Regions from separate parts of the Mus musculus genome. Here region 2 is linked to region 1. Evidence: chromatin loops called from intact Hi-C (ENCODE). Cell type or tissue: left cerebral cortex. All regions are shown on one strand.

Region 1 (8,000 bases):
CTATCTCTTTAGTGCCCTAGCCTACCCCATTCTCAAGATCTGCCCAGGTTTTGTCTTCGGTGGATGCACCAGGGACCCAGTTCAGCACCCACAGATGTGTCAGCTCCCAGGGCTCTAAGTCCCGTGGGATTGTTGAGCCCCATCAGCCCTCACCATTTAGTTCATCCCACCTTGAGCTCTCTGGTCCTGGACCGAGGACTCCGAAGCACTAAATGCCCCCAGAATTCCGTGGGCAGGACACTGGATTGTAGAGACAAACTGGTTGGTGGGGCCATGTTCCTCTACTCTTGACCTGCTTTTGGTTTGGAATCTGCCACAGCTTCATCTTCCACCCTGGAATTGAGTAGCATATAGCGCTCTGAGCTGTCTTCCTGTGCAGGTGTCCCCTTACATATCAGAAGCAGCCGCTGCACGATTACATAGCCTAAGAGCAATCCAAACACTTACTTGTCCACAGAACCTACAGGATGGGAAAGCCACGGTCTCTTGCTCCACATTCAACATCATTTCCAGTCTAGAGAAAGTGTGTGCAGGAGAGGGGCAAAAGCAAAGATGGTTGGCTGCAACATCTCCAAGGCTAAAATAACCCCTATTCGAGACAGAACCGGGGCTTTGGTTTTCCTGTTGCACACCCCACCCCACCTCACCCCGACCGGGAGGATAAACAGCTGTTATCTGGTTCCAGCAGTTTCACACAATTTGGCATTCACCCGGTCTGTGACACTTTGCTTCCTTTGTTCTAGACTTTTGGTCTCTTCAAAACTGTCAAACAACTTCCTAAAACACGTCATAGTGGAGCAATGCACTATGCTAATAGGTGCGTGCTGCCTGGATTCTCGGGGTCTCCTCCAATTTTACTCAGTTCTGAGCACCCGGCAGGATTTCCTGACGGGGCGGGGGGGGGGGCGCATCTGGAGCAGGACTCCAGGTCAAGTTGGATCTCTGTATCCCTGTGGGTTCCTAGTGGCAAGCCACAGGATTAGGAGGAATCGGACGCGCACGTGGGGCGAGAGGTGATCCAGCGGTGGAATTCTCTTCTTCCCCTCCACCCCCACTCCCAGGTATCCTAGCACCCTGCGCTCACGTTTCCAGGACCCAGAATTTGAAAGGCACTGGAAGCTGGGACATTGAGAGCTCAACAGTGTCTGCTCTCCCAATGCCTCAGTTTCCCTGACGTCCGAGAAAGGAAATAATTCCTGCTATAATTTTAGAAAGAAGGGCTGAGTCTGACAGAGGCTCAGTCCGCGTCTTGGGGGAGAGAGAGAGAGAGAGAGAGAGAGAGAGAGAGAGAGAGAGAGAGAGAGAGAGAGAGAGAGAGAGAGACTCTCCCGCCAGGTTCAGAGCAACATTTGATGAGAGGAGTGTGGGGCGGGGACTCTAACTTGCGCGCGGCCCTGTTAGTGGCCATCCTGGTGGAGGTGGGGATATGGAGGAAGGCGGATTAAGCCCTTAATTACGGCGTGATCCGAGTGGCACCTGCTTTCCGCCCGCCCAGCTCCCAGGGGATTCTGGCACTGGGGGGGGGGGGGGTGGAGAGAAGAACCAGCGAAGGAGGACAGCCCGCGCAGAGGCACGGCCGGTACCCAGGCACGCCTGCAGGACAGCGGCATCGTGGCTGCCGCAGCGCGCAAAGGCTGTGGAGGGGCTTACGGCTCCCGGCCCGCGGGTCCCAGACCCAAGGGCTGGGCTCCGAGGCCCCTGCCCAAGACCCAGGCGGGCTGCGCTATGCTGCGCTACCTGCTTAAAACACTACTACAGATGAACTTGTTCGCGGACTCCCTGGCCAGGGACATCTCCAACTCCAGCGAGCTACTCTTCGGCTTCAACTCCTCGCTGGCAGCGCTCAACCCTAGTCTGCTTCCTCCTGGAGATCCCTCTCTCAATGGTGAGACTGTTCGATGGGGACCTTAGATTTGGAGATCGGGATGAGAGGGCTGCTTGGAAGGGAAGACGGAAGGTCTCCTTTTCCAGGACCCAGGGGCGCCTGTCAGGGCCCTCCTGGGAAGTGGGGTCCCAAAGGAGCGTCTGAGTTGGTGTATTTGCCTGTGGTGGAGGGCTGCTGAGCCCCTTTCTCCTCATCTCTCCTACTATCCACCTACCACACCCACCCCAGGTGGGAGAAATGTAAAGGGCAAGTTCCAAGCTAAGAAGGAAGGTTAGACCAGGGCACGATGTCGCCAGTCGGCCAAGGCTAAACCGGGCACTAGGTGATCCACCCAAGTAGCAGATGCCACTTCCAGGACCTAAAGTTTTCAAAAACCTCACTCAGAGCAAGGGTGGGAAAGCCCCCAACTTTGTAGGTGTTTTTACGCGGAGGGTCAAAGTCAGCAATCTTCTCAAGGAAACTTAGTATTAAGTTTGTATCCCCAGTGAGACTCACAGCTGACCCAGCCTGGCAGAGCGATGGCGAGGTCGTTACTGCTAATTACAGTGATTAATAAATAACTTGAGACAGCGCTGCCCCCCCTGAGCGCTGCAGGCAGTCTGGAGAGAGGCCTGATCGCGCTCCCTGCTGGCTACGTCAGGAACTCTCCCTCTGGAAGCCTCTGCCCAACTTAGGCTAGGGCCCCGGACTCTGGACATGGTCCACCTTTGCAGTCTCTAAAAGATGAAAGGATTCTCTCTCTCTCTCTCTCTCTCTCTCTCTCTCTCTCTCTCTCTCTCTCTCTCTCGTTCTCTCTCTCTCTCCCCCCCCCCCCCGTACTCAGGTGCAAGGGAGGAGCCCCAGAGCCCTATTTGCATGGCCATTAGCTATTCATTAGGCTGCTGTCGAAGCATCTCTGGAGACCAGGAATGACAGGGAAGAAATTCCAGGGAAAGAGAGCCCTCGGCTGTGTCTGCAGGAATTAGAGGGAAAGCGTGGATCAGAAGGGTGTTGTGTGGAAGGAGTTTGAAGAGGGCTGAGATTCTCCAGTCTTGCCACCTTTGAGGAGTCCCAAGAGACCAAGCAGTTATTTTCTCGGATTTTTTACTCACCTAGAGCTTTATACCAGACATCTATCTTTTCATTTAAGCTTGAAAAGTCAGGGAGGGACGATGGTTGTTGGTCACTACACACTGCCACTAGGGAAAACAAAACAAAAAAACAGCTATGGAGGATAAAGAATAGGGCAGTGACCACAAAAGCATAGAGCAAGATCTTGGCAGCAGGGAACTTAAAGTGTATTTTTATCACATATGAGAGGTTTTTGAAGTGGAGATGGGATGGGTTTAGAAATACTAGAGCCTAAAGTCTCATTCAGGTAGAGACTGTAGGAACCACATTAAAGTGCTGGAGAAGAAAGGATATTAAGTAATGGTAAACTTGTCATAGCTACTGTTGTGCCTTGCATCTTTTTGGGGGTTTTGAACTCCCACATTGCAGATAAGGAAGTGAAATTTAGAGACCTGAACCTTTTTGTTTTTTGAGACCTAGCCTAACTATGTAACTTAGACGCCTCCACACCCAGAGCAGTGGGCTTACAGGCATGGGCCACCAACGGGCTGCAGTTAAATAAGATGTCCAGCTTACTAACTCTGGGAAGTGTCAAATCTGAGATTCTAGCTCAGAGCATTTCGAAGCCAAAACCTGGGCTCTAACCATTCCAGGGGCCTCTCTCAGTGGAGTGTTTCCAAAACAGGATTGGGATGGGACGGAGGAAAGAGATGCTTGAGCAGCAGACATCCTTCCATCTATCTGGAAGGGAAAAGACTGAGAAGTTTATTCTCTTCCATACGTGGGAGAGAAACTGATTTTACACTGAGCAATCAAATCAACGACCAGGGTGGAGCCTGCACCCGCCACGCCCCAGCATTCTCTATACCAGAACTCTTAAAAGGAAGGGCAAGAAACGAAACCTAATCCCCCACTGGGCCTAGAACCAAGAGGTCTCTGAGGATATTGGAACAGGGTAGGCGGGGTGGGGGCGAGAGAGAGCCGCAGAACAGATGCGCCCAAGAGTCACTGGTTATTTAAGGACACCAGATTGTGCAAGGCTTCAGCGCCGCCTACTGGCAGAAGCGAATAGGTCTGACTGAGAGCTCAGTATTTAACTCTTCTGCATAGGCGAGAATGAGGATACATGGAGGCATGGGAACATTTGTGGGTGAGGATGACACCTGGGTCCCAAACCTGAGGCAGGAGATGACCCAGCTTCAGGAAGGAGGTCTGTAGGACAAGAGAAAGACAGGGGCGGAATGTACAGAGAAATAGTTTCAAGAGAGCTAGGGAGGAAAGGAATTTCTTGATTTTTAAAACTGTACCTTTCAGGAAAAGCAGCGCCACTCAAATTTCCACTTCCACCATATTTAATTTCTGTGACTTCACAGGATTCCTGGAAATAGGGGGGGAAAAAACCGTGATTGCCTGGGGCTTCATAGCATTCAAATTAAGAACTTTTCTAGTCTTAGCCCCAGCCCTTAACACCTTTTTTTATACGAAGAATCCAGGACAATTAATTTTGTCCATTTCATCTGTGGGAGCAGAGATCATCAGAGATGAATAATCTAGTGTCTGCTACGGTACGGTATGCATGGTTGGTTGCTCACTGAGGAAGACTTATATGCGATCCAGTGTGTGTGAATGCAAATCAACTTGCTAGGGTACAGGTTCCTCACCAAAGCATGCTCAGTCATCGCTCACTAGTCAAGAAATGAGGCCTGGATCTCAAGAAGGCCCAGAAAACCTTCCTAGGAGTTTGTGCCCGGATCCTTCTATAGATCTGCCTATCTGAGGGCGGTTCCGTTGTTCCAGGCTAAGGCGTTACCAGAGCCTACAGAGCAGGAGGACTGGTGGGCCGATGTGATGTAGATGACTCTCTAGCAAAGGAAGCATGGGAGATGAGTGAGGCAGAGGGTTCTCTTACTCTTCAGAGCAAACCTGGTCTTCCCCCAGTTGCTTTGCCTGGGTACTTGGAGTTACCTTCTTCTCCAGGGTCAAGAGTTGGGCCAGAAGATGCCATGCCACGCATCGTGGAGCAGCCGCCAGATCTGGTGGTTTCCAGGGGCGAGCCGGCTACTCTGCCCTGTCGTGCAGAAGGCCGGCCTCGACCCAACATCGAGTGGTACAAGAATGGGGCGCGTGTGGCGACTGCACGGGAGGATCCGCGTGCTCACCGTCTGCTGCTGCCCAGCGGCGCCCTCTTCTTTCCCCGCATTGTGCACGGGCGTCGCTCTCGGCCTGACGAGGGTGTCTACACCTGTGTGGCTCGCAACTACCTGGGAGCAGCGGCTAGCAGAAACGCCTCTCTGGAAGTAGCTGGTAAGAGAGTTCGTCAGCTGATGCTTCTAGAACCTGGGGCACTCCGGAAGGCCAACAGAAAGTTGGCCTGGGGGCGGGGTGGAGTGGGGTCAGCCCAATGAACGTCTTTTTTGGGACAGAGACCTTTGGTCTCTAACACCAAACCTTGACCATGGGGGAGGAAGTAGATTTGACTTGGTATTTCAGGAAACCGGGTCAGTTGTGACCCCCTCTATGACACTCAGCTCCTGTTAACATCATTCTACCTTGTTTATTTTTCTGACCTTTCTCCCCATGGTCCCTTCTCTATTCTCAGTCCTCCGTGATGATTTCCGGCAATCGCCTGGGAACGTGGTGGTAGCGGTGGGGGAGCCAGCTGTAATGGAATGTGTGCCCCCTAAGGGTCACCCAGAGCCTTTGGTGACCTGGAAGAAAGGCAAAATAAAGCTTAAGGAAGAGGAGGGAAGGATCACCGTGAGTGTGTGTGTATGTGTGTACACATTCACATACATGTAGGCAATGAGTCTAGGACATGCCTCAAAGGAGGAAGTCTAAGACAGTGCTTCTCAGCCTATGGGCTGTAACCCCTTTGGGGCTGCATATCAAATATTCTGCATATCAAATATTTACATTACAATTCATAACAATCACAAAATTACAGTTATGAAGTAGCAACAAAAAAAATTTATGGTTGGGAGTCACCACAACATAAGAAACTATATGTGGGCTGGTGAGATGGCTCAGTGGCTAAGAGCACTGACTGCTCTTCCGAAAGTCCTGAGTTCAAATCCCAGCAACCACATGGTGGTTTACGACCACCCATAATGAGATCTGATGCCCTCTTCTGGTGGGTCTGAAGACAGCTACAGGGTACTTATGTATAATAATAAATAAATCTTAAAGAAACTGTATGCATTAAGGGATTGCAGCATCAGGAATGTTGAGAACCACTAGTCTTAAGGGACTTGAGACCTATGAATAATGTCTTGGTACTGTACAGAAGACGATCTGAAATTAAGCTACTAAGTAAAGAATTCAGGTTTGTTTTTGTTTTTTTGTGGAAAGAGCTGGGTATGTAGGTGCATACCTTTAATCCCAGCACTTGGGTGGCAGAGGCAGGCAGATCCTTGTATTTAAAGCCAGTCTGGTCTACAAAATGAGTTCTAGAGCACCCCTCTCCTAAAAAAAAGTCAAGAGAGAACACCATGATGCCCCAAAGCCCCCATATCTGATACATGAATCAACTTCATTAGCTTACTATAAGGAACCAAGTAAAATTTACATACACATGTACACACACGTACAAGCATGCACACACTCACAAACATTTTGATGTAAAGGACCAATCACAAACATTTTGACTGTAAAGGACCAATTTTTACCATTGTTATTCCCCAGATACGTGGAGGAAAGCTGATGATGTCACACACGTTCAAGAGTGATGCTGGCATGTATATGTGCGTAGCCTCCAACATGGCTGGAGAACGAGAGAGTGGGGCAGCTGAACTTGTGGTACTGGGTAGGCACCGGGCATTTTGGAGTTATGGGAGTGTGTAGCCCAGTGAGGAAGTAGCTGTGCAGTACCCCTGACAGTTCAATGGCTCCTACTCTGTAGAGCGTCCCTCATTTCTGCGTAGACCAATAAACCAGGTTGTCCTGGCTGATGCCCCTGTGAATTTCCTGTGTGAGGTGCAGGGAGATCCCCAGCCCAATCTACACTGGCGCAAGGATGATGGGGAGCTGCCCGCGGGCAGGTGAGAAGCCCCCTCCTTTTGACAACAGAGGGAACCCAGGAACCCCAGACCCTACCTGGCCATGGCATAGAGAAATTTATTTCCCAGAACTACCGATCCCTGGCTAAACTTACTTCATATAGTGGGTGCCATCTTCTTCTGTACCATTTGAACCGCCCCTTGCCTATCTTGACCCTGGTGTTTGTTCTGGGGGAGAGAGACGGGGTTTGTAGCTGTGGCCAACCCAGCTTGGTGTGGGGAGTGGAGCAGGTATGAGATTCGGAGTGACCACAGCCTTTGGATCGACCAAGTGAGCTCTGAAGACGAGGGGACGTACACGTGTGTAGCAGAGAACAGTGTGGGCCGCGCAGAGGCATCTGGCTCCCTCAGTGTTCACGGTGAGGGCTCTTCCTGGGTCAGCTTGCAGGGGTGAAATGAGGGGTGGTGATGGAGGAGAATGGGGGAGAGAGGGCAGAACCGGAGGCATGGGGAGATCACATGAGATACTTCTGGAGAGAGAAACGATAAAACCAAAGAGATCTGAGCAATTAATCTAGCTTTGGGCTTCCCTACCGACTTCCCTACCACTGAATCCGGCTTCTTTTTCTGTCTCTCTTCTTCCCAGTCCCACCACAATTTGTGACTAAGCCCCAGAACCAGACAGTAGCTCCCGGAGCAAACGTGTCATTCCAATGTGAGACCAAAGGAAACCCTCCACCTGCCATCTTCTGGCAGAAGGAAGGGAGTCAAGTAGGTGCTCATTCCAAAGCGCTGACCAATTTTCCTTCTGGATCTTTCTCTCCCTCCACTTTTTGTAAACTTCTCTCTCAGTTTCCTGTCCCAGAAACTCTTGCAGGTTGAGAGGGGCAAATAAAACAATGAAGATAAAAAGGCCAGGAGCATTTGGGCACTTGGACAATTCAGTGATAATGCAGCAATATGTTAGGTGGGGCCGAGCAATTCGAGTGGCAAGTTCTGAGAGAATCTTTATGTGTTGACCAGTGCTGTCTTGAAAGTAGAAATCTAGCTAAGGTTTTTCCTCCCCCAAA
Region 2 (8,000 bases), 210 kb before region 1:
TTATTTATTGTCATGGTGTTTCATCACAGCAATAGCAACCCTAATTAGGACAGCTGTAGAACAGAACTGTCCATCTAACAAGCCCAGTTCTGCTTCATCTGGAGCTGAGCTCCAACTAAGCCCAAGAGGTATTTTAAGGAGCCCTGGCAGGCACAAACAAGATCACCCAAACTCCAGTTCCTCTGGTATGTGAACTATAACATAAAGATTATTCTGAACCATGGAATTTGGAAGTGTCAATGTAGCTGATACCAGTGCTTACAAAGCTGAAAAGCTCTGCTGGAGGGACAGATCTGAGCATAACAAAATAAATTTGTAACTACATAAAATGGTATGGATTGAAAGCTAAATTGGTGGTACAGCAATTTGAGTTTATATTTCAAATAGACAGTGATTACCGTTGTACAAAGGCATGCCTCATAATATATTTAGAAGTTTAAAAAAAAACACAGGCAAAAAAAAAAACATATGAGAAACTAACTATCCAAGGAGCCCTGCTTGGATGAAGAACTGTTTCTTTTGAGAAGCAGTTCTTGAAGAAGAACTGCTGTTTTGAGAGAGGGTGCAGTCTACCTGGGACAGGGGAGGTTATGAGGGAAATGCAAAGTTGGAAGGACAGCTGGCCAAGTGTATGAACCCTGTTGCTGTTTGATTCTGTGAATGATGGGAGCCACTGAGTATATGGTGGCTACCGAGCCCTGTGGCTCAGCGGAGAACTTTAAAATGGTCAGCCTTAAAGGAATCTCAGTTCAATGAGTGTCACTGAAACTGCTTGACATAGTAAAGGTAAATTGTAAAGACAGCATGGTGACTGGACAGAGAAACTGGCTGCCCATGAAGCATTGTGATGTTTGTTAGAATTAGAATTTGAGTACCCACAAAAGTGCATATTGAAGAATTGGTCCCCAGTCCATGGTGCTGGAAAGGAGGTAAAAGTATCTTTGAGAGATGGGGCCTACTAGGAGGAAGTTAAATCACTGGGAAGTTGATTTCAAAGTGAATATTAAACTGCCAGTCTCTTCCCCCAACCTCCAGGTACCATAAAGTGAACAGGCTTCTCTGACACATACCCCATAATGATGACAACAGGACCACCTAGATACAGACTGCAATCTGACCAAAACAAGCCGTTCTCCTGTTAAGTTGACTTGTCTCAGGAACTCATTACGGTGGCAAAAGGCTTAATATTTATAGAAATAGACAACATAGACATAGACATAGACATAGACATAGACATAGACATAGACATAGACATAGACATAGACATAGACATAGACATAGACATATGCAAGCACCCTAGTGGAGTAATAATGGGAACAGGATGCTCAGAAATTAAACAAACCAACAGGGCCAGACAAACACAGGACTCAAGAGAAAGCATTACGTGCATAGCTTAGAATCAATAACATTTGGATTAACTTTTGGGGATCTAGGGCAACTCACCAAAGACAACCAGAATGTACAGAAAATATTGTTCCAGAAAGAGCCTGTGAAGGATCAACAGCTAGGGTAGTATCAGTCAGTCCATTCAGTCATCCTCTCAACAAATGTTTACTTGACTCAGGCACCAACCTCACCAAGAAGATAGAATAGGGAAAAAAAATTGCAAATTTTTTACAAGATCACATTCCAGAGGAGAGACATGACTAATGAACAAAATAAGACAAAAGTGATAACTCACTTTACCATCAAGAAAATAATAGATATACTGAAAAATATATATTATATGTAATATGCATATTACATATATATTATAGAAAAGAGAGAGTTCTGGGGCTGAACAAAGACAACAACAAAGAGAGAGAGTAAGCTACGTGGCTATTGAAGCATGTTAGGAAGAATTTTAAGATGATACACTCTGACCTTTATATGACCCTTATATCCTTATATGATATTACATCCTTTGTGATGGGGACCTGAAGCTTGCTTCTCACTAACAGACTATGGTAATGGGATGTTACTCCTATGATTACATCCTGTAACACGGCAAAGAATGCCTTTGCAGATGTAATGTTGCTAACCAGTTGGCTTCAAGATCACCAAAAAGGAGGGAAGCTTGGTGAGCCTGACCAAGTCAGGGATGCCTTTCAGACAAGGTCTGGTGCCATGGAGTGGCCCTGCTGCCCTTCAGAAATCTGACTGCCATAAGTCCTATTGCAGCTTCAAGAAAATTAACTTTGCCAACAATGATGGGAGTTAAACAAGAACCCCAAGTCTCAGAGGAGACTCAAGCTCTGCCAGACACCATTTCTGTAACCACAAGCAGAGGCTGTAGCTAAGCCATCTGTGTCCCAGCTCACATCACACTCATGGGAATTGCGAGATAATAAATAAATATATGTTGGATGGTTTTAAGCTGCTAAATATAGTACTATGTAGCAATAGAAAATAAACACTTTGCAGGCAGGAAAAAAAGAATTAAAGAACTTAAAGTCAGAGTACGCCTAGTGTATGTAAGGAAAAAAAATTAGGCGGCCAGTATGAGTCAAATGGAATAGGTAGAGAGCATTGAGAAGTAAGGTCAGGAGGTGATGGGAGCAAAGCATACTTGGCCTTGTTAGCATCAGCTGCCACTCAAATGGGAGAGGGGGGACCCTGGAACCTTGACTGATACTCTGAGAATGTCCTAAAGAGTCAAGGTAGAAGCAAGGAGGGTTTGGAAGGCTCTGATAAGAGACACTAAGTCAATGGGAGTCTTGGCTAGTGAAGGAGCAGTGAGGGTAAGTGCTAGACTCTAGACAGTGAGCAGTAAGACTAACTACTTCATGCTGAAAGTTGATATGCCCCTTAGCCTGCAAAGAACAGAGGCTCCTGGAAGATTCTTGACCTAGTCAAAGTACTGAGAACAAATGGCTATTGAATGCCAAGCATAAATTCAATGACTGTATGAATCCCTCCAAAGGTCAGGGAGCATTGAGGAAGAAGCAGAGAAGAATGTAAAAGTCAAAGGAAGGGTATACCTTTAGAGGAATGGACCACTAACTTCTGATTCTAACACAGACAAAAAAAAAAAAAAGGCAAAAATTTTACAAGATCACATTCCAGAGGAGAGATATAGCCAATGAACAAAATAAACAAGAGAGAGCAAGCCATGTGGATACTGAAGCAGGTTAGGAAGAATTCTAAGATGATACACTCTATGTGTGTATCTAAGGATACATATACCCTTACATTATATGTGAGTTATACTGGAACTCACAACTCATTATGTCTGTGATTACCTGCATAAAAGCTGTAAAAGACTGGGCTTGTCAACAATATCATGAAAGTGGGAGGGGCTCATGGACTCCTACCCCCACCCCTGCTCCTCCACTGAGGATTTATATGTAGTTAACAGTTGATAAGGAGAGACATTTCCTCCAGTGATGTAGCTACTGGTAAGGTACCCAAGCTCCGATAAGCAAACCTGCACCCATGATACCGCATTGGGACATGGACAGACACACAAGTATACACTCACACACATACACACTCATACACACACATGACATGAAGAGGAGCTACCTGGAAAGAGAAGCAGGATTAGCAAGAGGGAGAGGGGACAAGAGAGAGTAATGGGGTGAATGTGACCAAATTGCTTATGTACATGAAGAAAATATCCTGATGAAACCTATCATTATATATAACTAGTATACCATAATAAAAGATCAAATGAAAAAAGAAGAAAAAAAAAACCTTACAACTACTGTGACACAGTATTTCCTGCTATTTCTTACTTTCTTAGTTTTTTGGTTCCTACGAGCACACTGTTCTTTGATTTAGACAGCACCTTCTTCCCAGTCCTAGTTCCAGCCAATGGAAGACATCCACCTACTTTCTGTCTCTCTTACAAACACGATCTAACAGTAAATCAGACCACAGTCTGGCCAGCATCCAAATTGTCGTTTGACACTCTTTCAAAACGTCTGACCCCATCAGGGAAGCTACACAGACTGTTCTATCCAGTCTTACTCATCCTGCTGCCCAGAAGAAAAAAAAAGCCTCATATCATCACATGGCCAGAAGAAACTTTAAAGATGTTTTCTGCTTCGTGAGTGACGAGTGTGACATTAGGAAAACAGAAAGCTGAAACAGTGACAAGCCACAGCCTTGACTATGGCACAGAATTAAAGGAACATTCCAGTTCTCTTGTTAAGATTCAGCATGCAAATCTGTCTTAACATAGGAAATGACAAACTGTGCTTCACACCAGAATCTCATAAAAACTAAAAGAATAAGGCTGAGGAGACAGCTCAGCCAATACAGGGCTTGCATGGAAAGTCTGATCACCAGAAATCACATCCCAGCACTGTGGAAACAGAGACCACATTCCAGGCTAATGAGTGACTTGATCTCAAAAAATGATGGATAGCACATGACCAACCATACCCAAAGTTGTCCTATGGTCTTCTACATATAAGTGCATGCACCTGCACCAACACACACACACACACACACAGAGAGAGAGAGAGAGAGAGAGAGAGAGAGAGAGAGAGATCTAATGAGTAATCCATCTTCTTTCAATGCAAGGACTGCAAGTGGAACCCGAGTCACCAGCAAGTGACATAATAGGAACGAACCAACAAAGTCACTAGAAACAGCCTAAAGTTCAACACAAAGACCCACTACAATCGACCCTCAAAGTCAAAAAGTCCTTTCCTCAAAATGGCAGTTGACTGAGAATTCCCTTAATTGTCCAGACGGCACTGCTGCACCCTGGCCACGTGGGGGCACCAGCATACTCCACACCCAAATGAAATGCTTGTGTTTTTTTCCTAATCTGAAGTACTGCGAAGAAGCTTGGTTCAACCTCCCATGGTGCTTCTTACAAATACGAAGACTAATGAAGATATGTAACTGCCAAACAAAAAAAACCCACAAAACTGGTCACATTCAAAAGATGTTACAAATACTAGTGAAGTTTTCAATCTGTTCCTCCAAGATCCCTTTTAAACCCGGCCTCCAGATCTTCCTTCCCTCATGCTTCCAGCCACCTGTCTATCAGTAACTCTTGAGTGCCCCACCAGCCATGGTCTCTTCCATGGGCTCCAGTCCTGAATTTCTAACTGTGATCTCACCGCTGCATTACTTCAAACACCATCTGTCATCTTTCCTAACAAGACAGCTCTCCCTGCAAATGTCCTGACTTCTTACAACAATAATAAATGCTAGCACCCAGCATGTTTTCACATAGATTAAGTCATGCAATACTTAAAATAAGAAAGATGTTTGTTCACAATTACACAGCTCAAAGAGTAGGAATCCCAGATGTGTAACTCCAGTCCCAGACCTTGTACCACACTATCTTGAGTTGTCATATTGGGTGTTTCCCTTTGAATCCACATACTTATATAAATACATATGGTAATATAAAAAGTAACTAGCATATTTTTGTTGGTGATAAAGTTAAGGCTAAAGGGTAAGAGGCTTCTGCAAACTGTCAAATTTAAAAGACCAGATGCCATGGTTATATGCATCCAAGTGCATATTTTTCATACGAACTACATAGTCACCTTCAAACAACAAGTACATGTAAAAAAAGAAAGTAAGTCATTAAGCCATGCTAGGTGGAAGAAAGTCAACAAAAACCCTTTCTGGGAAACAGGGCACAGTGGCCGGGGAGATGGGTCAGTACACATTTCCCACAAAAGCATTAAGACAAGTTCAGATCCACCCAACCTACATAAAGCCAGGATAGGTGGCACACATCAGTAATCCCAGCATTTCTGTAACAAAATGGGAAGCCCACACAAGAAAGTCCCCCAGAAACATGTAGACCCGCTTGCCTGGTGTTTGCAGTGGTAAGCAATGAAACCCTGTCTTAAACAAGGAGGAAGATGAGGACTGGGTGCCTGTCCTCTGACTTCTACATGCACACTGTGGTATATACACAAATGCACACCACGCAAACACACAGCATACAGACACAGACCACATAAATACACATATACACACACACACACCATACAAGCACATACCACACACACAAAATTACACATAAGCATACATCACACAAACACATATACACAGAAGCCTTCTTAAGGAGGAGTATGGTTAAAAAATTATATATATATATATATATATGAGGTACAAGAGACAGAGGGTAGTGAATAGAAAGTATCTGCAATGGTCACAGGGTAATACCTAAGCCATGACAGTGGCCATTCTACTGAAGGTTGGGCGTTTTTTTCCTAACACCTTAATTGTGTAATTTCCTATTCCATAAAAGACAAGAACTACCACTCAGCTAGAAAGTCTAAGCATTAGATATTTCATGAATTTAATTTTGAACTTGGCCCATGTATTTATTCCTTTTGTCTAAGGATGAACATACAATCCTTCTGACTAGCCTGTAACCAGATGCAGGGCTTCCTCTCCTGACAGTGTTCTTTCATATTGTGTTGTAAGCCATCATTGATGCTAACCAACTACATACTAGGAATACAAACCTGACCCCAAAAAAACATAGCCACCTATATGACTCACATGTAAACAAAACGAAAGCATAAGATATTACAAGATTATCTGAGGAAAGGGCACCTAACCCATACTGAATAATCACAAGTAGTTCCCTTAGATCCAAGCAAAGACCTAGGAAAGTGTAAGAAAGAAAAATTGTTTCAAACAAAGGACATATAAATATGGTCAATTCTGGAGGGTATGGAGATAACATGGTAGTTTGGTCAATCAGTTAGTTAGTAGGTCTAACAATGCAGCAGAGCCAGCCTGAGTCAGCCAAGGAAATGCACAACCCTGTTCAACATGGGACCGTCCCCATTCTTACACACAGTTGCTAAAGGCACAGTTATGCAAATTCATAATTTTAACAAAAAAAAATGGGGATTTGACAAAGCCTTTGAGAAGGTTTTATCTTTTGACCCAGCAATTCCATTTCTGGGAATTTATCTTACGGCAATAATTAGACTACAAGAAATCTGCTGTCAGGAAAATAACATGCCACGGTTTGTAAAAGCAAAATAACGAAAACCACTTAGTACCCATCCATTAAGAACTCATTTAAGTATGTTACAATGCATCCACATTTCAGAATACTTTGCAATCATGACAAATCATGTTGAAGAATAATATTTATTGGCATGAAAAAGGCTTACAATAATATACGAAGAGAAAAAAACAACTACGCACAAACAAAAGTCTTTTTTTTCTTGAGTTCTCAATGGTCTTAGCTTTGTGGTGGTAGTAGTTGGGACTGTTTTTTGATTTGGTTTTTGTTTGGGTATTTGTTTTGCCTTTTAAAATCTTTCAAGTGAAACTGGGGTGCTTTTATAAGAAAGATTCGTTATTTATTAACATTTTGAAGATATAATCATCTCATCAGTAAGTTCATAGAAATTAATATACAGCTCAGCGCCAGGACATGCTGTTTGGACAAATGTTGGGCTGCAAATCCCAGTACAGACATGTACATAGTCCACACTCTCCACACAAGCCCATAAACTCCAAACACTGAATATGTATCCTCTGAATACATACCTGGACAAACCCAAATGGAAAGAAACGATCTGTCTGACCCTGGGAGCCGTAGTGGAAGGTCTGGCGCCAGTCTTCAATGAGTTCAGGAAACATGCAGGTGTACAGGTCCCTGTTATAATCCGCATTGGACTCTCCTTTAAAAAAAAAAAACAAAAATCAAAAAAACACCAAAATTGGTAGAGGAGTTTGGTGTGGTTTCTTAAAATACCCTCCATCTTCTTCTACCACATCCATCCCCTGAGGTAGTGGCCTTCCATGCCCTCAGGTGTCAGAGGCTTCAGCAAGCATGGTACAAAAGTGGAAGCTTCTAAAGCTGGTCTTTGGGCTTGGCTCTCTCTAGATGTTCCTGGAACTCTTCTACCACAATAGAAATGAACTCCAAGTGTGAGCCAACCTGCTAAAGATCAGGCCACCTGAGAATCACAATGTCCAGCACACTGTCCCCAGTTGATGAATATGAGAGTCAGCCATCCTATGTCCTCCAGACACCAGATAACTTAGCAGGTAGCCAAGGACAAATCGGAGAC

Evidence for each region. Peaks named below come from ENCODE experiments on the same cell type or tissue, not always from the same donor. Only the 100,000 strongest peaks of a DNase experiment are listed, where the experiment ranks them.
Region 2: it touches region 1 in a loop (3-fold over the local background); 13 of 42 quality-filtered maps call a loop at or near these places.

What each region holds. Positions count from the first base shown.
Region 1 is chr9:37,426,727-37,434,726 of GRCm38, reverse strand. It overlaps Robo3 (roundabout guidance receptor 3), which reads left to right and starts at 1,552. Exons shown (of 28, transcript NM_001164767.1): 1 at 1,552-1,885; 2 at 4,913-5,239; 3 at 5,535-5,692; 4 at 6,617-6,737; 5 at 6,834-6,972; 6 at 7,222-7,349; 7 at 7,577-7,701. The coding sequence starts at 1,726. In left cerebral cortex, CTCF peaks have their summits at 2,513 (motif pointing left), 3,987 (motif pointing left) and 6,060 (motif pointing left); DNase peaks (open chromatin) are centred at 2,509, 3,032, 3,921, 4,760 and 2 more places; H3K4me3 peaks cover 2,122 bases; H3K27ac peaks cover 2,903 bases.
Region 2 is chr9:37,633,228-37,641,227 of GRCm38, reverse strand. It overlaps Siae (sialic acid acetylesterase), which reads right to left. Exons shown (of 10, transcript NM_011734.4): 7 at 7,474-7,607. Among named protein-coding and RNA genes, the nearest start is that of Tbrg1, 20 kb to the left of the region's middle. In left cerebral cortex, a CTCF peak has its summit at 4,700 (motif pointing right); DNase peaks (open chromatin) are centred at 4,091, 4,733 and 4,980; H3K27ac peaks cover 583 bases.